Regions from separate parts of the Homo sapiens genome. Here region 2 is linked to region 1. A link is an interaction called in ENCODE POLR2A ChIA-PET data of the cell type or tissue named here. Cell type or tissue: GM12878. All regions are shown on one strand. Links, peaks and the distances in the headings refer to the core of each region. The heading gives the core; the rest is flanking DNA. Region 1 overlaps IQGAP1 (IQ motif containing GTPase activating protein 1). Region 2 overlaps IQGAP1 (IQ motif containing GTPase activating protein 1).

Region 1 (11,515 bases), core at 1,325-9,324:
ATCATTTTAGCCTGGGAGGCTGAGGCTACAGGAAGCCGTCAACCACTGCACACTCGAGCCTGGGCAACAGAGTGTCTAAAAAAAAAAAAAAAAAAAAAAGTAGGTAGTCATATTTAAGGCAGAGTTAAGCATTGCTGGGTTGTAGTGTGAAATGATAATGATAACTGTCGTTATTTTTCTAACTTTAATAATTATGTCTCAGGATATTCGGAATCAGCGGAGGTACCGACAGAGGAGAAAGGCCGAACTAGTGAAACTGCAACAGACATACGCTGCTCTGAACTCTAAGGCCACCTTTTATGGGGAGCAGGTGGATTACTATAAAAGCTATATCAAAACCTGCTTGGATAACTTAGCCAGCAAGGGCAAGTGAGTATTTTTTCTTTTTAAAGAATCAATGTCAGAATTAGAGTGAGGAAAAAGCAGAGGCAACTGAAATGACACTGGAAATTTTTACTTAAAATACACTGGATCTATTTATTGCATTAGTCTTTTATTTTACCTCTAATCATTTGTGTAATTGCCTAATTCCATTTGTAAGTGTATGATGTGAATAGTGGGTGGGGGATTTCATGGATGCTTATCGCTAAGTATTCCTTTTGCAAAATATCTTCTTGGGGCCTGTCAAGGTGGCTCACACCTATCATCCCAGCACTTTGGGAGGCCGAGGCGGGTGTGTCACTTGATGTCAGGAGTTCAAGACCAGCCTGGTCAACATGGTGATACCCCATCTCTACTAAAAATATACAAATTAGCTGGGTGTGGTGGCACGCACCTATAGTCCCAGCTACTTGGGAGGCTGAGGCAGGAGAATTACCTGAACCTGGGAGATGGAGGTTGCAGTGAGCCACGATTGCATCACTACACTCCAGCCTGGGCGACAGAACAAGACTCTGGAAAAAAAAAAAAATCTTCTTGGCCTTAGAAATTAAAATCATGAAAGGAGATCATCTGCTGGTCCCAGAATCACTTAAGGAATATTATACAAATTTGGGTCCCCTTGCTCCTCTCTATACTTCCTGGGGACAAGATCACAGGCTCTGATTTTTTTTCCTGGGTGCTGAGGAAAGTCTGATCCAGCCTTCTTGGCACTGGCCACAAACTATCAGCATGCCCATGTTACAGGGAGGGAATTGAAAACCCAGAGAGGTGGGTGATAAGAGCAGGTTTTACTTGCAGGGTAGTTTATTATTTATTCCTAACTTTTTATTTTAAGAGTTTTCAAATCTCAGATCGAATGAATAGAACAATAAGCACCCATGTGCCCTTCACCTAGATTCACCCATTTTTAATATTTTGCCATATCTGCTTCCCATTTCCCTGGCTCTTGCATGTCCTCTGTTTCTCTCTTTCCATGGAAGACTCTCTGGGGTCAGGCATGGGTGATGGAAGGGATGAAAAACAGGCCCACCTAACCCTGCTTGCAGATCTGACTCCTGTGAGCTTTTGATGTGTTTTCATTGTTCCTTGTGCACTTCCTGACTTTCTGACACAAGATGTTTCATGTTCAACCTGTAGTTTCCCCTCCCCAGGGCCAGAATGAACTGTTTCTCCAAGCATGCCTGGTTTCTTTGAATGAAGAATGGTATTTAGAAACCAAGATCTAGAACTAGGTGTGTTCACTGCCAGATTTGTCATGGCCTCCAGGCCTTCTAAGCAGACAGACCTAGATTCTCATTTTTTTTTAATGCTGCATATTATTCCATTATGCAGATAGATATAACAGTTGACTTCAGCAGTTCTCCATTGATGGACATTTAAGTTGTTTCCAGTTGTTTGTTATTATTTTTTAAATTCTGCAGCAAATAACCTCTTGTACATATGTCATTTTGCAAATGTGGGCATATTTCTGAAGTTAGCACTTCTTGCCTTGATTATCCTAATAGCCTCCTAACCTGTTTCTTTTTCCTTATTTTCATTCATCTGTAATTGCTGTGCTGGCTTAAACGCTTTTAAAAAGTATTTGATGACATTTTAATTTTTTCCCTACACAGCTGAGGGGCGTAGAGTAACTCCTTCACTCCTGGGATTCAGTACCATTCCCTCAGCTGGCATACGAAGCTCTCCTAGTTACTTGTTAGGTACTTAAGTTCCCAGAAGGACATGGGAGGATTAAGACACTGTTAAATTCATGGGAGTGTTCTCAAATATAATTTAAACTAAAAATAGAAGCAATTTAGTAATATTTCCCCTGTTTTGCAGAGATATTGCTTAGGCTAATTCTAACATTTGTTTGCCATTTTAGAGTTGGTATGTTACTTATGCTTATGTCTGGAAGTTTGGTTTCTGACATGTTTCCTTCAGTTACCAATGATGAAGATTCAGAGTAGATGGTTACTTATAGAAAGTGACATGATGTGATTTTTACAGAGTCTCCAAAAAGCCTAGGGAAATGAAAGGAAAGAAAAGCAAAAAGATTTCTCTGAAATATACAGCAGCAAGACTACATGAAAAAGGAGTTCTTCTGGAAATTGAGGACCTGCAAGTGAATCAGTGAGTCTTTGCTTTTTGTTTTATAAGTTGATTTTTATTTCTACATTTATCACATCTTTGCCTTTTTGTCTTCATTTCTCTTTTCTGGATGGTTACTTTTAGTATTTTTTATGTATTTATATATTTTTATGTGTAGAATTAGGCCTCATACTCAGAGTTAATTTGTCATAAAAGAGTTTTTCTTTTCCTTGTTTGTAGAACATTTGTCTCAGGTCATGTTCACTTATTTGGGTCTGATCTTAATTTTTCCTCATTAAAGCAGGAAGCCATTCCTTGGATTTCTTCTGTTTCTGAACCAAGAATAAATTAAGAGTAACAATAAGAGGAGTTTGCTTTATTCCACTTATAGCTAGGAACCAGGCACTTATCTTCATTTGCTTTTCTGGGAAGTATCAGCTTGCTTTGCACGTGGTTCATGGACCTGACATGTCATCCTCCCACAGGTCCTGGGCCCAGCGTCATTAGCAAGCATTTATTGAGCATCTGCTCAGTCAGCCCTGTGACCTCAGGCTACTGATCTTTCTCTTCTTTTGTCTGTTTAGGGGGGGAAAAAAAACAACTTTTAAAAAAAGAACCTTTTACATTTTTCTAATTCTAAAATAATATGTATTCGTTATTAAACTTTGAAAATACAGTAAAGCATAAAAAAGAAAACACCTGTAATTCCACAAGCCAGAGATAACCACTGAAATCGTTTTAATGTATTTTTTTCTATTCACATAAAGATTATACACGACTCACCCACTTATGTATTTAACTACTTTATATATAAATACATATATATATATTTTTTTCTTCTTCTTCTTTTTCTTCTTCTTTTTTTTTTTTCACGGAGTCTCTCTGTCACCCAAGAGTACAGTGGCGCGATCTCAGCTCACTGCAGCCTTGGCCTCCCAGGTTCAAGCAATTCTCCCACCTCAGCCTCCCAATTAGGTGGGACTACAGGCATGCACCACCACACCCAGCTAAGTTTTTGTATTTTTAGTAGAGATGGGGTTTCACCATGTTGGCCAGGCTAATCTCAAACTCCTGACCTCATGTGATTCACCCACCTCAGCCTCCTTTGGGATTACAGGCCTTTATTATTATGTTATTATTATTATTATTATTATTATTTATTATTATAGGTCATTATCTTCCACTACTGTTCAAGTGCCTACCTCTATTTGCCTTTCTGTCTTCTTTTTAATTTGCTCCTATGGGCTTAGAAACTAAATAGCCAACTAAATCTGGTAAAATTATTTATCACTTAAGATAAATATGTTTAAGGAATAACCCGTGAGGCGTTCCAGTTGAATAAGATGCATGTGTGTTTCAGTGCATGGGTTTTTGTGACTTCTTTAACTCTCAGTGACCTTTTTGCATCTTTCATGGTTCTCAGCCCTGTTCGTAATAGGTAAGGCAGCTCCATAGTTGAGTTCTGGAAATCTGGGGTGCTATACTTTGATCATCCAGAGAACAGCATAATCCCTTTTTTTTTTTTTTTTTTTTTTTTTTTTTGAGACGGAGTCTCGCCCTATCACCAGACTGGACTGCAGTGGTGATAGGGTATGGTACTCAGCTCACTACAACCTCTGCCTCCCGGGTTCAATCAATTCTCCTGCCTCAGCCTTCTGAGTAGCTGGGACTGCAGGTGCATGCCACTATGCCCAGCTAATTTTTGTATTTTTAATAGAGATAGGGTTTCACCATGTTGGCCAGGATGGCCTCGATCTGACCTCGTGATCCGCCCGCCTCGGTCTCCCAAAGTGCTGGGATTACAGATGTGAGCCACTGTGCCCGGCTGCATAATACCTTTTCCTTTTGGCCCCCCAAAATTTCCTGGCACGTAACATATTGTGAATGAGTGATAACTTAAATACGTTCAATAATAACAATTTATCTTTGGTAATACTGAGTGTGCTTATATACACAGCACCTACTCTTTCTAGAAAACCTCCTCCCTTGGTGCTTTTTATACGGACCCCCTTTTGTTTATTTACTTCTCCCAGTCCTCAAACATGCATGTATTCAAACACATACACCCTCTCCTTCCCCAGTGTCCTCCGTTTTCTCCTTTTATCATTAGGTTTCCTTTTTGGCCATGTGGAAGTGAAGAGAATTCCTATGATGTCATCCCTTCACACGCCACTTGTGGAACTCCTCAGTGGTTCCTCTTTGATAGGATGTAAGTGCTGCAGGCAGAGAGAGGTTGCCATTCCTCTCTCCAAGTCCCAGAGCAGATGGTACTTGGGCTTGGCAATCTGTGCTGCTTCAGCTGCAGAAGTACTTTTGACCTGTATTTTCTGCAGCCCTTTTCACTCTTGAAGACTTGGTTCATCTCCTTTCCCCATTTCACAGAATATTTTTATATGAGAATATAAAAACCATACCCTTACGATGTTATCTTTCAACAGGTTTAAAAATGTTATATTTGAAATCAGTCCAACAGAAGAAGTTGGAGACTTCGAAGTGAAAGCCAAATTCATGGGAGTTCAAATGGAGACTTTTATGTTACATTATCAGGTGGGTATGCACCAGCAGGAACCAAAAACTTTCTGGATGAGATTCTTGTCCAAGTAGGAGAAATAGATAAAGAGGAGACTCATCTGAGGAAAGCTGTCTACATTCAGCAGTGAGCTAGGCTCCACACTGCGGGGAAAGAAGCTGAGGGTTTCAGCATGTCTGGTTTGGTGTGTGCGCTCTGGAGAGCTTTTGCAGATGTCACTCTTCAGAAAACATTTAGCTGAAGCTTCCACTTAGTGCTGCCACTAAATCGAGCTGACACCTTGGACTTGAACAAAATGCAGAAGTACACATGCTGACACTGCAGAATTCTAAGCCCACTCAGTAGCTTGAAATCTTTTTGTCATTTTGATTTGATATAGGTACTTAAAAGTTAGATACATTCTGACAAGGTGTGTGTAAAGTTTATGTTTGTAAACTGAATTCTATCTTAAATCCAAAAAGAACTCGGGAGTAATTCATTTTTGTAGCATAAAGATCCCTAAGTTTTATTTTGAAATATCTGATTTTTACACGTTAAAAAATAACAGGGCATCGAGAGGATTCCTAGGTGACATCCAGACTCCTTTAGCTTTGTGTGTGTGGCACCGGTTAGTCTGCTTCTCTCTCCTTTCTTGCACTGCTTCACACAGCCATGCCCTGCCAGCCCGGGCAGGTGCCTTCCTGTCAATGTACATTTGGGCTTCTGCTCATGCTGCCCTCCCTCCCCTCCCCTGCCTCCCAACCCCGCCCCTTTTGTTCCTCCATGGAGTACTTCCATGGGTGTGCCTCCCCCAGCCAAGCCATAATAGGTGGTTTCCCCTTCGCTTCTGTAGCCCTTGCAGACATCCTCTGTTTACAGTAGGTGTTGACTTACTTCCCCTCTCCCCGCTAAAGCCATAAACTCCTTAAGGACAGGTAGCATTTCTTAGTCATCTTCGTTTCCTTCTCAATGACCAGTAGACCATTAAAACATGTTAGCTAAACAAATGTGAAATGATTTTGTGATGCACACAGCTAACTAAAGTACTTCCACCAAAAAAAAAAAAAGAATAGGAACCTCTTATTCCCTCAGTTTCACCAAATTATTTTTTTAATTTAAAATTTTTTATTTACGTGGAGTTATCAGAACATATTTTTATTTTTAAATTTTTTAACCAAATCATGTTAGGCCAACCAGTCTGCCTGTGGTAATTTATTAATTTATGTACAAATTCATTAAATGTGGGGTAACTGCCAGGTGTGGGGTATTCTGTTAGGCACAGGTCCCAGCAGCCCTCATGGAGCTGCTAGGATTTTTCCAACAGATAATTGAACTTGTGGGGTCCTTTCTTTTTTTGGAGGGGGGGGCAGAGTCTCGCCCTGTCTCCCAGACTGGAGTGTAGTGGCGTGTTCTCCATTCACTGCAACCTCCACCTCGTGGGTTCAAGTGATTCTCCTGCCTCAGCCTCCTGAGTGGCTGGGATTACAGGCGCACACCATCACGCCCGGCTAATTTTTTTTTTTTTTGAGACAGTTTCGCTCTTATTGCCCAAGCTGCAGTGCAATGGCACAATCTCGGCTCACTGCAACCTCCGCCTCCTGGGTTCAAGTGATTCTCCTGCCTCAGCCTCCTGAGTAGCTGAGAATATAGGCGTGCACCACCACGCCCCAACGCCCAGCTAATTTTTGTATTTTTAGTAGAAACAGGGTTTCGCCATGTTGGCCAGGCTGGTCTCTAACTCGTGACTTCGTGATCCGCCTGCCTCGGCCTCCCAAAGTGCTGGGATGACAGGCGTGAGCCACCACACCCGGCCTTGTGGGGTCCTTTCAAGACTTTTGACCCTTGCTTTCTCATCACCACTCTTATAAAGTTCAGAAGTGAGACCACTCAGATTTCTTAAACTTGTTCAGGACAATGGTGAAAGTAGCAGGAAAAGCGGGAGCATTGCAGTCAGATCTGGATTTATCGCCTCCATCTCTGTCCTGTTGTGCAAGTCATTTAACATCTCTGAGTCTCAGTAGCTCATCTTTAAAGTTAGAATAATCGCACCTCATAAAAATTTTTGTGAGGACTTTAAAAGATACTATGTAATGTGCTTACACAATGCCAAGCACATGGCAGACACCTAATAAAACATCAAGTTCTCTCTTTTCCCCTTGCCTTCGGGATAGAAAGTGTTCTCATATGGAATAGAAATTAAGAATCTATCAGATAGTATTAAGGTGACATTACTAGCCTTATCTCATTTCCCCGTGCTTAGTATATTTCATCATAGGTTTAAATGCTTCACCTTTTCCAGATTTATTAAAACTAGTGACCCATAACATGGATGAAATGGGAAAATGTCATTGTGACTTCTGAAATAAAAAGCTTAGATGTGTGTGGCAATTGAACATGTTTCTTTTTCTTTCCATGTATGATGAATTTTGATATGAACAACATGACTTCCTAACTCCAAATCAACCAGAAGCCTCCCTTGGCCAATGTGCCCTATTGCTCCAGCTCTCAGGCTGGTTGTGCAGTGGGTAGTTGCCTAGCGTGGAACTTTTCTTTCGCCCCAGTTCACATCTGGCACACAAGGCAGGCCTCAGTCCATCTGGATCCCTCCCTACATTGTGTCCTTTTTCCTTGTTCCACAGACTTGATTAACTGTCAAAATGTTTTGTTTTGTTTTGTTTTGTTTTGTTAATAGGACCTGCTGCAGCTACAGTATGAAGGAGTTGCAGTCATGAAATTATTTGATAGAGCTAAAGTAAATGTCAACCTCCTGATCTTCCTTCTCAACAAAAAGTTCTACGGGAAGTAATTGATCGTTTGCTGCCAGCCCAGAAGGATGAAGGAAAGAAGCACCTCACAGCTCCTTTCTAGGTCCTTCTTTCCTCATTGGAAGCAAAGACCTAGCCAACAACAGCACCTCAATCTGATACACTCCCGATGCCACATTTTTAACTCCTCTCGCTCTGATGGGACATTTGTTACCCTTTTTTCATAGTGAAATTGTGTTTCAGGCTTAGTCTGACCTTTCTGGTTTCTTCATTTTCTTCCATTACTTAGGAAAGAGTGGAAACTCCACTAAAATTTCTCTGTGTTGTTACAGTCTTAGAGGTTGCAGTACTATATTGTAAGCTTTGGTGTTTGTTTAATTAGCAATAGGGATGGTAGGATTCAAATGTGTGTCATTTAGAAGTGGAAGCTATTAGCACCAATGACATAAATACATACAAGACACACAACTAAAATGTCATGTTATTAACAGTTATTAGGTTGTCATTTAAAAATAAAGTTCCTTTATATTTCTGTCCCATCAGGAAAACTGAAGGATATGGGGAATCATTGGTTATCTTCCATTGTGTTTTTCTTTATGGACAGGAGCTAATGGAAGTGACAGTCATGTTCAAAGGAAGCATTTCTAGAAAAAAGGAGATAATGTTTTTAAATTTCATTATCAAACTTGGGCAATTCTGTTTGTGTAACTCCCCGACTAGTGGATGGGAGAGTCCCATTGCTAAAATTCAGCTACTCAGATAAATTCAGAATGGGTCAAGGCACCTGCCTGTTTTTGTTGGTGCACAGAGATTGACTTGATTCAGAGAGACAATTCACTCCATCCCTATGGCAGAGGAATGGGTTAGCCCTAATGTAGAATGTCATTGTTTTTAAAACTGTTTTATATCTTAAGAGTGCCTTATTAAAGTATAGATGTATGTCTTAAAATGTGGGTGATAGGAATTTTAAAGATTTATATAATGCATCAAAAGCCTTAGAATAAGAAAAGCTTTTTTTAAATTGCTTTATCTGTATATCTGAACTCTTGAAACTTATAGCTAAAACACTAGGATTTATCTGCAGTGTTCAGGGAGATAATTCTGCCTTTAATTGTCTAAAACAAAAACAAAACCAGCCAACCTATGTTACACGTGAGATTAAAACCAATTTTTTCCCCATTTTTTCTCCTTTTTTCTCTTGCTGCCCACATTGTGCCTTTATTTTATGAGCCCCAGTTTTCTGGGCTTAGTTTAAAAAAAAAATCAAGTCTAAACATTGCATTTAGAAAGCTTTTGTTCTTGGATAAAAAGTCATACACTTTAAAAAAAAAAAAAACTTTTTCCAGGAAAATATATTGAAATCATGCTGCTGAGCCTCTATTTTCTTTCTTTGATGTTTTGATTCAGTATTCTTTTATCATAAATTTTTAGCATTTAAAAATTCACTGATGTACATTAAGCCAATAAACTGCTTTAATGAATAACAAACTATGTAGTGTGTCCCTATTATAAATGCATTGGAGAAGTATTTTTATGAGACTCTTTACTCAGGTGCATGGTTACAGCCCACAGGGAGGCATGGAGTGCCATGGAAGGATTCGCCACTACCCAGACCTTGTTTTTTGTTGTATTTTGGAAGACAGGTTTTTTAAAGAAACATTTTCCTCAGATTAAAAGATGATGCTATTACAACTAGCATTGCCTCAAAAACTGGGACCAACCAAAGTGTGTCAACCCTGTTTCCTTAAAAGAGGCTATGAATCCCAAAGGCCACATCCAAGACAGGCAATAATGAGCAGAGTTTACAGCTCCTTTAATAAAATGTGTCAGTAATTTTAAGGTTTATAGTTCCCTCAACACAATTGCTAATGCAGAATAGTGTAAAATGCGCTTCAAGAATGTTGATGATGATGATATAGAATTGTGGCTTTAGTAGCACAGAGGATGCCCCAACAAACTCATGGCGTTGAAACCACACAGTTCTCATTACTGTTATTTATTAGCTGTAGCATTCTCTGTCTCCTCTCTCTCCTCCTTTGACCTTCTCCTCGACCAGCCATCATGACATTTACCATGAATTTACTTCCTCCCAAGAGTTTGGACTGCCCGTCAGATTGTTGCTGCACATAGTTGCCTTTGTATCTCTGTATGAAATAAAAGGTCATTTGTTCATGTTTGTGTTTTTCTCAGTTTCATTGTTAACAGTTCCTGCTAAACACCTTGACTAGAGTGAGATGTATCAGTTAAAATCACAACAGCAGACAACCCCTTCCTTTTAAAGGAGAAAACGTAAGTCCACCATCAGATCATTGAATGTCTCAAAGTGACTTTTAATGTGTGAACGTGTGACTTTAGCCTTTTTAATGAATATGCTTAAGTTATCTTCACCATAAAAAGAAGGGTGTTGCGGGAAGCAAACATTATATGTCACTTAATTCTGATTGACGAACGGTGGAAAGTTTAAAATTGCAACAGCATTTAACCTTTTTTGACCAGCATACTGTTGTTGAGCACATAGACTGTGCCCCTTAGGGGGTTCCTATGTCACTTGGAAGTCACCAGAAAAGACTAGGGGATGTTGAATGTGGAAAAAGTAAATCACAGCAGTAAAAAAAGAAGAAAAGGGGCTGGCGTAGTGGCTCACACCTGTAATCCCAACACTTTAGGAGGCCGAGGCGGGCCGGATCACCTGAGATCAGGAGTTTTAAGACCAGCCTGGCCAACATGACGAAACCCCTACTAAAAATACAAAAATTAGCTGGGTGTGGTGGCACACGCCTGTAATCCCAGCTACTCAGGAGGCTGAGGTAGGAGAATCACTTGAAGCTGGAGGCGGAGGTTGCAGTGAGCCAAGATCACACCACTGCTGTCCAGCCTGGGAGACAGAGCGAGACTCCATCTCAAAAAGAAAAGAAAAGGCTTCCTTGTCAGAGGGCAGCCTTACTTAAAAATACAAACATGTACATAAGCATCCTGTTGTGTTGGTAAACTGTGGCCAGACTATATTGGAAAATTAGTGACAGGTTGAAATAAGGGGGGAAACGGAATAATTCTAAAATAGGGAAAATGAAAAATTGGAGGTGATGGTTTGTACGAGTGGTTGGAGATGACCGCATGCTCCTCTGAGGAAGAGTGAGGGGAAGAGCATGGCTCTCCTGGTGGGACTCTGGAAGGTACCCTTCTGAGCCCCAGGTTTCTCGTTCTGAAATGGAAAGGATGCTGTCTGGTAGCTTTGTTATTGAAACCTGAAATATTTTAATAATATGCTCTATATTGTCCTGCAAAGAAATCAAGGGAGTTAGAAAAGTGCTTATCAGGACTGGGTGCAGTGGCTCATGCCTGTAATCCCAGCACTTTGGGAGGCCAAGGCGGGTGGATCACAAGGTCTGGAGATCGAGACCATCCTGGCCAAGATGGTGAAACCCTGTCTCTACTAAAAACTACAAAAAAAATTAGCTGGGCGTGGTGGCGCATGCCTGTAGTCCCAGCTACTCAGGAGAATGAGGCAGGAGAATCGCTTGAACCTGGGAGACAGAGGCTGCAGTGAGCCGAGATCATGCCACTGCACTCCAGCCTGGGGGACAGAGCGAGACTCTGTCTCAAAAAAAAAAAAAAAAAAGAAAAGTGCTTATCGGCCGGGCACGGTGGCTCACACCTGTAATCCCAGCACTTTGGGAGGCCGAGGCAGGGAGATCACGAGGTCAAGAGATCGAGACCATCCTGGGTAACACGGTGAAACCCCATCTCTACTAAAAATGCAAAAAATCAGCTGGGCTTGGTAATGGGTGCC
Region 2 (11,515 bases), core at 1,631-9,630, 97 kb before region 1:
GAGATTGGAGGGAGAAAAGCTTCCCCTCTTCAGTTCTATTTATAATACCTCTACTTCTACTAAAAGCTCCACCTTTTAGTACAGTGGCCCCATTGTGTATCCTAGGGCACTCCATTTTCTCCTCTGCCTGTAACAGAGCTCTTTCTTGGGAAAAGAGAGGAGTGTGTAGAGAGTGAATATGACTGTGTAGAGGCAGTGAGTATAAGTAAGAGAGTATAAGTGTAGAGAGACGAAAGTTTTCTGTGGCTGTGGGTTTGTGTTTCCCTGAAAGGTTAACTGGGAAAATTTAGGGGTAATTCCTATAAATGAGCACTGGGAGTGGTTGAGAAATAGAAAATGTAGAGATTTCTGCTTTTCTTCATTGTTTGGAGAGCAGCTTCAATATTGAAATTAAGCCGCTGTTCTAATGAGATATCACCTAACGATTCAAGGCTTTTTGCTAAGGGCTGCACAATAGATCAAGGATACATCTTAAATTATTATTTATGCTTAAATTGAAGCTTATTTTTATCCTTTTGCCTGTTCTTATTGAGTTTTACATTTGTTTAGGCTAAGGAGCGGGGTTTTTTTTGTTTTTTTGTTTTTTTTTGAAACGGAGTCTCGCTCTGTCGCCCGGGCCAGAGTGCAATGACGCTATCTCGGCTCACTGCAAGCTCCGCCTCCCAGGTTAACGCCATTCTCCTGGCTCAGCCTCCCGAGTAGCTGGGACTACAGGCGCCCACCACCACGCCTGGCTAATTTTTTGTATTTTTAGTAGAGACGGGGTTTCACCGTGTTAGCCAGGATAGTCTTGATCTCCTGACCTCGTGATCCGCCCGCCTTGGCCTCCCACAGTGCTGGGATTACAGGCGTGAGCCACTGCGCCCGGCCGGCTAAAGAGCAGTTGTATAGGAGCAATGAATACCGTTTCACTCAGTTGAAGGAGGTAACATTTAAATATGTGAGGTATGTTCAGTGCTTAGGTCTTGGACAGGAGGAAGTAACAGATCAGAATAAGGTTCAGGTGAAAAGAACCAAGAAGAGAACGTGTCAGGCAGGACAGAACAGGGAATTCTGCAAGTGAGAAGAAAGTACGATTAGTACTGGAAATGGAAGAAAATTCAGCTAGGTTAAAGGTCACAGGAAGAAAGTTAATTCCAGCATTCTCTGAGTTTCAGACAATTCCTGGTGTGCGCTTTCAAGTCTGTCATGGGCCACCTTTCTGCTGCTGAGTGCCCGTACCCTAGCTCAAGGAATAGGGCACACCCCTCTTGTAGAAGGGAAGGTAGGAACGCTGGCTGGTTGGAGACTGTCAGCAACTCCACGGTGATAAGTCGAGCTTAGCACTAAGTAGAAGTATGTCACTTTCTGTAATTTAGAGGAATTGAAAAGGTATCTTGGAAAGAAATTAGTTCTTGGGAACAAAGTCTTTTTTGTGCATATGTCTTTACTGTTGGCATAGAGCATTTTCTGGGATGGGCTCTTCAGATCTCCTCTCCCTGTAAGTGATTTCAGAATTCCATGAATGTTGGGATATGTCCAGGCTGGCACCCTGGGATCATGAAAATAGAAGTTAAGACATTTAAGAAGCAAGAAAACAAAATGGGTAGGTGAGGTGACTAGGAAGAATATCATGCCCAGCACTTCTAGAATTCTCAAAATGAGGAGCATCACTTAAATTTTGAGGGGGATCATTTTTAGGATGGTGACCCAAGCTCTCTTTGTACAGATGAGAAGTCTAGTTATCTCATGAGACCCAGTGTGACTAAAGGACCATAGCATGTAGCTGCGTAATGGCACGGTGGCACTAGGAGCTGATCCATTCATTTATTTATAATTACCAAGGGGAAGTATGGGGTGAGATTTATTCTTAACTCTTAAAATGGTGACATACACTATTTTAAGAATAAACCTCCATTCTTTTTTCGGATATTAATTTAGTGCAACGGCCTTGGACAGGCTCCACCATAAGAAGTGGGTTGCATTTAAAAGTGTATTTATTAAAAGTGGTTGAAGCTGAGTGCTTTTCTGTATTGTAACACTGTTGCAAATGGGGAGTATTCATTCCTAATGTGGCTGCCGAAAGCTTTTTACCCTACCATGTAGCTGAAAATTTAGCAAAAAAAATTTTTTTTTTTTTTGGAGACGGAGTCTCGCTCTGTTGCCCAGGCTGGAGTGCAGTGGTGCGATCTGGGCTCACCACAACCTCTGCCTCCCGGGTTCAAACGATTCTCCTTCCTCACCCTCCCGAGTAGCTGGGATTACAGGTGCCCACTGCCATGCCTGGCTAATTTTTGTATTTTTAGTAGAGATGGGGTTTGACCATGTTGGCCAGGCTGGTCTCCAACTCCTGACCTCAAGTGATCCACCCGCCTCGGCCCCCGCAAAGTGCTGGGATTATAGGCGTGAGCCACTGCACCCAGCCTAGCAAAATTTAAAATTAAGAAATGTAAAGAGTTGAACTAGTTAGTACCCATTATTATTAAGAAAAGTCATGTGGCTCTATATTCTCATAGTACGAATAATTAAGTAAAATAGAAATTCAAAAGTATGAATAAAATTTCTTTGAAAATCTTGAATGTTGAGATATCTTGCCACAGTGAAAAGAATCAGACTTTCTGTTTTGGCAGGTGTGAGTTCTGATTCTGGTTTTGCAAGTTGCTTAACGTCAGGGAGTGAGCCCAAATTTGTCCTTTGCAGAATGGGAACGCTATGCATCTTACAGAGCTGCTGTGATGGTTAATTGCTTGGCACAGTGAAATACAGTAGGCACTCAACAAACTTTTTTTTTTTTTTTTTTTTTTTTGAGACGGAGTCTTGCTCTGTCGCCCAGGCTGGAGTGCAGTGGTACAATCTTGGCTCACTGCAACCTCCGCCTCCCAGGTTCTCACCATTCTCCTGCCTCAGCCTCCCGAGTAGCTGGGACTACAGGCGCCTGCCACCACACCTGGCTAATTTTTTACATTTTTAGTAGAGATGGGGTTTCACTGTGTTAGCCAGGATGGTCTCGATCTCCTGACCTCGTGATCCACCTGCCTCGGCCTCCCAAAGTGCTGGGATTACAGGCGTGAGCCACCACGCCCGGCCTGAACTCAATAAACTTTTATCCAAGCACCTGGATAAAGGATATCCTGAATTTTTTCTTTTCTTTTTTTTTTTCTTTTTTTTTTTTGAGATGGAGTCTCACTCTTGTTGCCCAGGCTGGAGTGCAGTGGCACTATGTTGGCTCACTGTAACCTCTGCCTTCTGGGTTCAAGCGATTCTCCTGCCTCAGCCTCCCAAGTAGCTGGGATTACAGGTGCCTACCACCATACCCAGCTAATTTTTGTATTTTTTAGTGGAGACGGGGGTTTCACCATGTTGGCCAGGCTGGTCTCAAACTCCTGACCTCAGGTGATCCACCCGCCTTGGCCTCCTACAGTGCTGGGATTACAGACATGAGCCACTGTGCCCGGCCTCCTGAATTTTCACATTAAATCTGCAAAAGGAAAAGCAGATTTAATGTGAAGATGACAGGAATTTTCTGGGCACTTTCAAGGTCCTAAGGTTGGTAGCCCTAGTTTTTTCACTTCAGACCTTAGCTTTTATCTGAAGGAAAACACCAGAAACAGAAGATACTTCTAGGGAGTGGAATGGGGGTAGAGGGTGTGAGATTTCCTTTTTACTTAATACTGTACTATATATTTAAAATGCTTTTTACAGTGATAATTTTATAATAAAGGAAAAGAAGGGATTAAGTAAAAGGAAAAACTGTGTATATAATTTTTAGATATAATCACAAATTCAGATTTTTAAGTTACTACACAGATGTTCCTCGATTTAGGAGGGGGTTATATCCCAATATTGTAAGTCAAAATGCATTTAATACACCTAACCTACTGAGTATCATAGCCCAGTCCACCTTAATTGTGCTGAGAATACTGATGTTAGCTTACAGTTGGACAAAATTATCTAGCACAAAGCCTATATTACAATAAAGTATTAAGTATCTTGGCTGGGCGCGGTGGCTCACACCTGTAATCTCAGCACTTTGGGAGGCCAAGGCAGGTGGATCACTTGATGCCAGGAGTTCGAGACTAGCCTGGCCAACATGGTGAAACCTCATCTGTACTAAAAATACAAAAAACATTAGTTGGGTATGGTGGCGTGTGCTTGTAATCCCAGCTACTCTGGAAGCTGAGGCACAAGAATCACTGGAACTGGGAGGTGGAGGTTGCAGTGAGCTGAGATCACGCCACTGTACTGCAGCCTGGGTGATAGAACCAGACATTGTCTCAAAAAAAAAAAAAAAAAAAAAGTGAATATAGGAAATCTTCCTTGAAAAAACAAAGATACTCCTACCTCAGCTTCTCAAGTACCTGGGACTATAGGCCCACTTCACCTCACCTAACTAATTAAAAAAAATTTTTTTTTTTGTAGAGATGGGGTTTCTCTATGTTGCCAGGCTGGTCTTCATCTCCTGGGGCTCAGGCTATCCTTCGCTAAAGTGCTGGGATACAGGCGTGAGCAGCCACACCTGGCCTGTATTGTCTTAATTTACTATTTTCAGTGGCCATCTAATGTTCATAATTTATTTAGGTTTATTCCTGTTTAAAGTTCTATTGCTTTGATTGCTGGAGAGTTTAAACATTTTCTTACATATTTGTTTATCAGTATTATTTTCTTATGCAAATTTTCTGTTTTTGTTATGTGCCTGGCTTCTAGGGTCATGATGTTAACTTTTGTGAGCTCTTTTATAACATGGACTTGACTTTCTCTCGTATTTGCTACAAACATTTTCCCTTGATGTTTCATTGTATTTGTTTTCTTCATTGTAGTTTTAAATTTTATTGAGTTTAAATGTCAGTCTTTCGATTTGTAATTTCTTCTATCAACTCGAAGTCTAGATAGTTTAATTTCTCTAAAACCTTGCCAAAATTTTCAGTTTAATAATCGATTGGCTTACTTTTTATATATTTGTAGAGATGGGGTCTTGTAATGTTGATTGTAAGGGGAACTTATCCCGAACTTCTGGCCTTAGGTGATCCTCCTGCCTCAGCCTCCCAAAGTGATGGAATTACAGGCCTCTAATATCCTTTAAAAACCAGCTGTTTATTACCTATTAGCAATTCATGTCTGTTTTGTCAAATATTATGTATATATATATTTCTAGTTCTGGACTTTTAAATTATGGTGAACCATATTTCATTTTTTTGAGAAAAATATATATGACTTTGTTATACTTCTTATCATTGAGAAACAACATCTGAAGCTAGCTTAATTTTAACTCTATGACAAGTAACTTGATTTTTTTTTCCTTTTTTCGTGACTTGAAATTTGTAGAATTGTTGTTCCTTGAGGTATAAACATTTCCCCAGTTAACATGTTAGGGTTGCTATTGGCTTAGCAATTTTGCCTGCAATGTGGAGACTCTTCTTGGTTTATAATGTCTCTTGTTTGTTTATTTTAGCTTTAGGAAATTGTCCATTATGCCTGTGGTGATTAGTTAGATCTGTGTAGTCTATTTTATGGCTCTTCTTCATTTTGTTTACGTTAAATAAGCGTTCTAGGTATGTGTCTCACATACATCTTTTGTTGCACTGACTTGATTTTCTACAGTCTTGATATTTTTTCCTTGGTTCTGTTAATGGTAGTTGCTTTGTCCTATTGTAGTTTATATTTTTAATTAATTCCTTTTCCGTCTCCATTCTTGTTAATAGCTTAAATGATCTCTTTTTAGTTCATGAAGAAGAGTGTGGCACAAAAGATCCTTTCAAGGTGAAAAAAAGGAGCAGGTAGCCAAGATAGTTGGGTTACATAGTTTACCACTTCCCTTTATAATCCGTAGGTGTTGAAATAGATGTGGCCATGAAAAACCAGTGTTAATCGGGCAGCTGAGTGTATGGATTGTCCACCAGTCAAGGTTGGGGAAAAAATCTGGCTGGGCTAAGTGTGGCCCGTTAGTTTGACCTCATTTGGCATGTATTTCTTCTGGTCTTACAGGTCAGAGCAACTGTTTTTATATATTTTAATGTCCCTAATGACAAAATAGTAAAAATACATTTGAGGACCCAAGTTGGCATGTTCTAGGAATTTCATTTTCCGGCTTAGTGTGGTGACCTGCCTCTGATTGCTGTACAATTCCTTCTGCTTCACAGTGTCACATCTGGGGATACCAGTTGGTAGTGGAACCTGTTTTGGACATTTTTAAGCCTTGTGGTATCTGATGGACTCTTGGTTGTTTCTAGCTGGTGCTAAATAAACCCCTTGACAAGAAGTATTTGTGTAAGAAAGCGCTGGTAGGCAAAGTGAGAACATCCGGAAGTGATTCATATTACTGTGGTTGTTTGCTTAACTCAGGACTTGGTTGCCTAGAGACCATATCGTTGAGTTAGCCGAGTGAAGTGCCAGTGGAACCTGGAGGGCCTGTGGCCTACCGGATCAAATCAGGGCTCTGCTCCTTAATTTTTCTCCTGAAGTCTCCTAGCAATCTGATTGATCTCTGTGGTTTGACAGTGCGTGAATTAAAAAAATCTTAAACATATTAATGTTTAAGAAAGATCTGGTTAATGGTTTATTTTGAAGAGTAAGAGTTTACTTGCTGAAGTTTGAATGTTGGGTTAAAATTTTTTAAAAAAATAGTTGTATGTTGGGAAGAATTAGTTATTTCAATAAGGCATTTTATTCTAGAAACCTCAGTACTTTAAGGCAGCTAAAGGAAAGCCAAAATAATCCCCCAAAACAAAAAACCAAAAACCTGCAATTTGCAAGGCAGTCATAATCTAAAATATTTTCTGTCTGTCCCAAAGTCAGTGTATTCCCCTTGCCTCTCCCCCTCTTCCTCATTGTCATGATTAGTACCGTTTATTGCATACTTTCTACATGCAAGGCACTGTGCTAAGCACTTTATATGCTTTATCTAATTAGCTATTCTTGAAGCCCTGTGAGGTGCTTATTATCTACATTTAACAGATAAGAAAGCAAAGCTCAGAGAGGTTAACTCATTCATCTAATAAGTGGTTGATCCAGATTTCAGGTTTGGCAAGAACTCTGAAGTCCTTTCTCTTAACTGCCATGTTAGTCTGCTGCTGCTATACTTCTGGTTCTAAAAATAATGACAACAGTAGTAACTACTGTTAATTAAGCAGAATGATGATGAAATTTACATATTACATTATTGTGAGATAGGCATTATTTTTATTTTAAAGAGGGAAAAAAATAGAGTTGATAACACTTTTCCCAAGGTCATATATTGGAATTCAAGCCCAGGTTTGTGACACCAAAGCTGGTGCTCTTAACTTCTGCAGATGCTGAAGTGGCAACATTTAAGTCTAACCTCTTTAACTGGTGCCCAGAGACATTAAGTAACTTGTGTAGTTTTCAAGTCAGTGAGGGAACTCCATCAATTTCCTGCCACTTATTTTGGAGTCTCTTCCACCTGCCACCTGAGGGAAAGTCTCCAGTTGTCTTATGTATTTTTGTGTCTAACTAGCTTGTTGGACCCTTCCTAATTGCTTCCCTTCTTCATAACCTGGTATCTGCTTTGAATTCAGCTTAGAAAGGTGTTCCTTCCTACCACTTTCTTGTTTGTTAAAGAGTTACCTCATACAGACAGGAGTGGCAAATTGGATTGGAAATTGCTTTGGATCATTTGGCAAGAACTGTATTTTTGGGGTTGTGGGAGGAGGAGAGGCCTGTCTAAAAGCTCTATTTCTTCTTTACTCAGAATACCTTCCTGTTGACTCATTGGAAATCATAACAAAAAGCAGAAGGAATATTGGAGAGGCAGCTGCCAGCCTAGGGCTTGGCTTCTGTTGGGGCAGCTGTTTGGGGATTTAGACACACTGGGCTCTAAGAACTGTGAGGTTTCTGCAGCAGAAGGAAATAGTATTACTCTGATAGGTATTTATTCATAAGGTTAAAAAGTGTCAGACTATTGCTTGGGATTATTGATGAGCAACATAAGAAACTAAAAATATTTTCTCAAATAGAATTAACTGGTGATCCTAAAAACAGAATGAATTGAGGAATACAAGAGGGAGTGGGGGCAAAATTAGAAAAGGAAAAGTTGAAAAGAAGAGAAAAAAAACTTACAATCATTAAAAATAGGAAAAAGATAACATTTAAATAGAAAAAGTCTCACAGATATGCATGCAGTAGGCATTAATCAGCAGGTCATTTTACTGTAAGTAACATACATCTCAGATGACCTTTAAAACAGCTAAAAGTAAACAAAATTTGTCTTTTATTTAAATGACTATTATAACAAAATGTTTTTTTGGGCTGGGCCCTGTGATTCACACCAGTAATCCCAACACTTACGGAGGCCGAGGAGGGAGGATAGCATCAGGCCAGGAGTTCATGACCAGCCTGGGCAACATATTAAGACCCTGTCTCTACAAAATATAAGAAATAAAAAAAAGCCAAACGTGGTGGCACACACCTGTAGTTCCAGCTACTCGGGAGGCTGAGGTGGAAGGATCACTTGAGCCCAAGAGTTCGAGGCTGCAGTGAGCTACGATCACACTGCTGCACAAAAATGTGTTTCTTCCCTGAAGACATGCTATGTCATTAGTTTGGGCAATACCTTTTCATAATTGATAGTTTAAAAAGGTAGTGTTTGACAATGGCTTGACTTTTGGGGTTTTCCTTAAAAATTTGAGAATCCCCATAGGAATGTTTTTTAGATAGATTTGGTCTTAATTTAAAATTTTTAAATTTAAAACATTTTTTTCTTAGAAATAGGTAATACACAGACGTGATACATAATTCAGAGACTATGCAAGTATATAACACTGAAAAAAAGTCTATATCCTTAGTCTTCTTTCTCTAGCTATTCAGTTATTTTCCCCACATGGAACTGCTATCATGATTGTGTCTCTTTCCGGAGATATTCTGTGCATGTAAATACAAATTACTTTGATTTGTTTAGAAGTGGTTGCACACTGTACATTTTGCTTTACATCTTTTTGTTGTTGTTTTTTGAGATGGAGTCTTGCTCTGTTGCCCAGGCTGGAGTGCAGTGGTGTGATCTCGGCTCATTACAACCTCCACCTCCAGGGTTCAAGCGATTGTCCCGCCTCAGCCTCCCAAGTAGATGGGACTACAGGCAATCCGCCATCAGGCCTGGCTAATTTTTGTATTTTTAGTAGAGACAGGGTTTCACCATGTTGGCCAGGCTGGTCTTGAACTCCTGACCTTAGGTTATCTGCCCGCCTTGGCCTCCCTAAGTGTTGGGCTTACAGACATGAGCCACCGTTTTGCTTTGCATCTTAAAATTCATTCCATATGAGTGAATGTGGAATGAAGTGCCTCTTTTTTTCCTTCACAGTTTTAGTTTTCGGTTTTGAAGTTAACCTGTCAACGGACATTTTCTCCTCAGCTTTTGCTGTTATAAAAAGTCACTTTGTAGGTATGCCATTGTGCATGTATGAGTATTCTTGCAGGATAAATTTCTAAAAGTGTAATTTCTGGGTCAAAGGGAATATGCATATTTAGTTCTCAAAAATATTGCCAATTTGCTCTCGTAAGAGGTTGTACCAGTTTGCACATCTGCCTGTCAATAATGTACATATAAGAAGGCTGTTTCCGCTTTAATTTTACCAACCCAGAGTATTACAGATTTTTTACATTTGCCAGTTTCATAGGTGAAAATGGTATTTCATTGTAGCTATTTTGGATTATCTAATTATGAGTGAAGATGAGCATCTTTACATGTGTTTAAAAGCCATTTGTATGTTCTTTTCTGTGAACTTTTTCGGTAGAATCCTTTGCTCATTTTTCTATTGGATTATTCATCTTTTTCTTATTCATTGTGGTAAGAGCTCTTTATATATTGAGGAAATTGGCTCGTTGTACACCGTGGGTGTTATAAATATTCATTCCACTTTGTCCTTTAATTTTTTTTTTTTGAGAAAGTCTCATTCTGTTGCCCAGCCTGGCGTGCAGTGGCCCGATCTTGGCCAGGTTCAAGCGATTCTTGTGCCTCATCCTCCCGAGGAACTGGGATTACAGGCGCGTATCACCACACTCAGCTAATTTTTGTATTTTTTTAGTAGAGACAGGGTTTTGCCATGTTGGCCAGGCTGGTCTTGAACTCCTGATCTCGGGTGATCCACCTGCCTCGACCTCCCAAAGTGCTGGGATTACAGCCAAGAGCCACCTCACCTGGCCATTGTCCTTTAAATTTTGACTTTGTATTTCAAATAAAGTTTTAAAACATATTTGAACTTACTAATATTTTACTTTTAGTTTTTGAATTTTTTGCATGATTTTTAAAGAGTCTTATCTATACTGAGATTATATAAAAACATTCTCCCATGTTTTCCTCTAGTATGTTTAGGATGTAAAGTGTTTTAATATTTAACTCTTTGATCCATTTGGAATTTATTTTGGTGTGAGGAGTAAGATAGATCCTGCTTTTTTGACTTTTGAATCGTATTTTACATTTTGAGTCTTAGCAGTGTCTTAGGAAATGTGCTCTGGAGGGTGTCTTGTGCTCTAGTTTATGAACTGATATCTTAATTTTTTTCAGAACAAGGCAGCTTCAACTGTTGAGCTTTTTGAAACATATGGCTTAACTATCATTTTAGGGAATTTGGTTAGGATTTTCCAGAGTGCTTTCAAGCAAGTTATATTGTAATGCTAAACAGATTAATATCGTGTAGTAAAGTTGGCGTTGAGAAAACAGGTTTTGAATTAACAGCTTTGACATAAAGACTGTGAAGAGATTACTAGACTTGCCAAACTAACATAATTTATTCTTTGTGTAAAGGAGAGTGCAAATTTGGAGTTTGAAAAACTGTGTGGCTGACTTTCTAGATCAGTATTTTTTGAGGTATATTGTGCTGTGACATTAAAGAAAGGGTTTAGTGGTGAAATAAGCTTCAGAAATACTGAGTTAAACCAAGCCAAATATTATTCAAGTGGCAAATTATTTGGAATCTTTGTCATAGACTTGTAAATTCTGAGTCTCCAAGGCAAAGGATAGTGTATGCAATATTCCTCAAACCTACTTTATCAATAGTGTTCCAGGTTTTTTTTTTTTTTCTGGTTTGCGAACACTTTTTTTTCTATCAGTTACGGATTTGAGGGACTATTTTTTCTTTCTTTTACTTTATTTTTTATTTTTGGACTCTAAGACTTTCTTCAGAGACTATTTCAAATAAGAATTTGGGAGATGTTCATGGTCACTTCTCAGCTATTTTGTGTTTTATGATAGTTAGTTTACATTCTCCGTTGAGTTATCCTGTTCTTGGCTTATAGAGCTTAAATTAAAGCCATAATTGTACTAATTGGATAGGTATAATTGCTCAGTGATCTTTAAGGCATTGCAAAGGACGGGAGTGTGGTTTTTAAAAATGAGGGGTGCAAATGTACTAATTATTAAAAAGGAAAAGATAAATATGACAAATTCTGGTCTAGTAAACTAGTTTCTGGCCAAACATTGGACCAGAAAAATTCCAGAGCACATTGTCAGATGCATAACTTATGAACACTTAGCGAGAAAAGTGATGCTTGGGAGCCAACATGGGCTCCCTAAAAAAAGCCCTGTCAC

Evidence for each region. ChIA-PET counts read pairs that join two places held together with the same protein. Peaks named below come from ENCODE experiments on the same cell type or tissue, not always from the same donor. Only the 100,000 strongest peaks of a DNase experiment are listed, where the experiment ranks them.
Region 2: POLR2A ChIA-PET joins it to region 1 with 10 read pairs; 6 of 35 experiments call an interaction of 5 or more read pairs at or near these places.

The regions. Positions count from the first base shown.
Region 1 is chr15:90,492,343-90,503,857 of GRCh38, forward strand. IQGAP1 (IQ motif containing GTPase activating protein 1) reads left to right here. Exons shown (of 38, transcript NM_003870.4): 35 at 203-369; 36 at 2,371-2,493; 37 at 4,890-4,998; 38 at 7,653-9,897. The coding sequence ends at 7,766. Among named protein-coding and RNA genes, the nearest start is that of CRTC3, 32 kb to the right of the region's middle. In GM12878, for the core only: no CTCF peak of the experiment used is centred there; no DNase peak of the experiment used is centred there.
Region 2 is chr15:90,394,750-90,406,264 of GRCh38, forward strand. The region is part of intron 2 of IQGAP1 (IQ motif containing GTPase activating protein 1); the gene reads left to right. Among named protein-coding and RNA genes, the nearest start is that of IQGAP1, 12 kb to the left of the region's middle. RefSeq lists enhancers at 280-781, 782-1,281. In GM12878, for the core only: no CTCF peak of the experiment used is centred there; a DNase peak (open chromatin) is centred at 6,292; H3K4me3 peaks cover 512 bases; H3K27ac peaks cover 909 bases.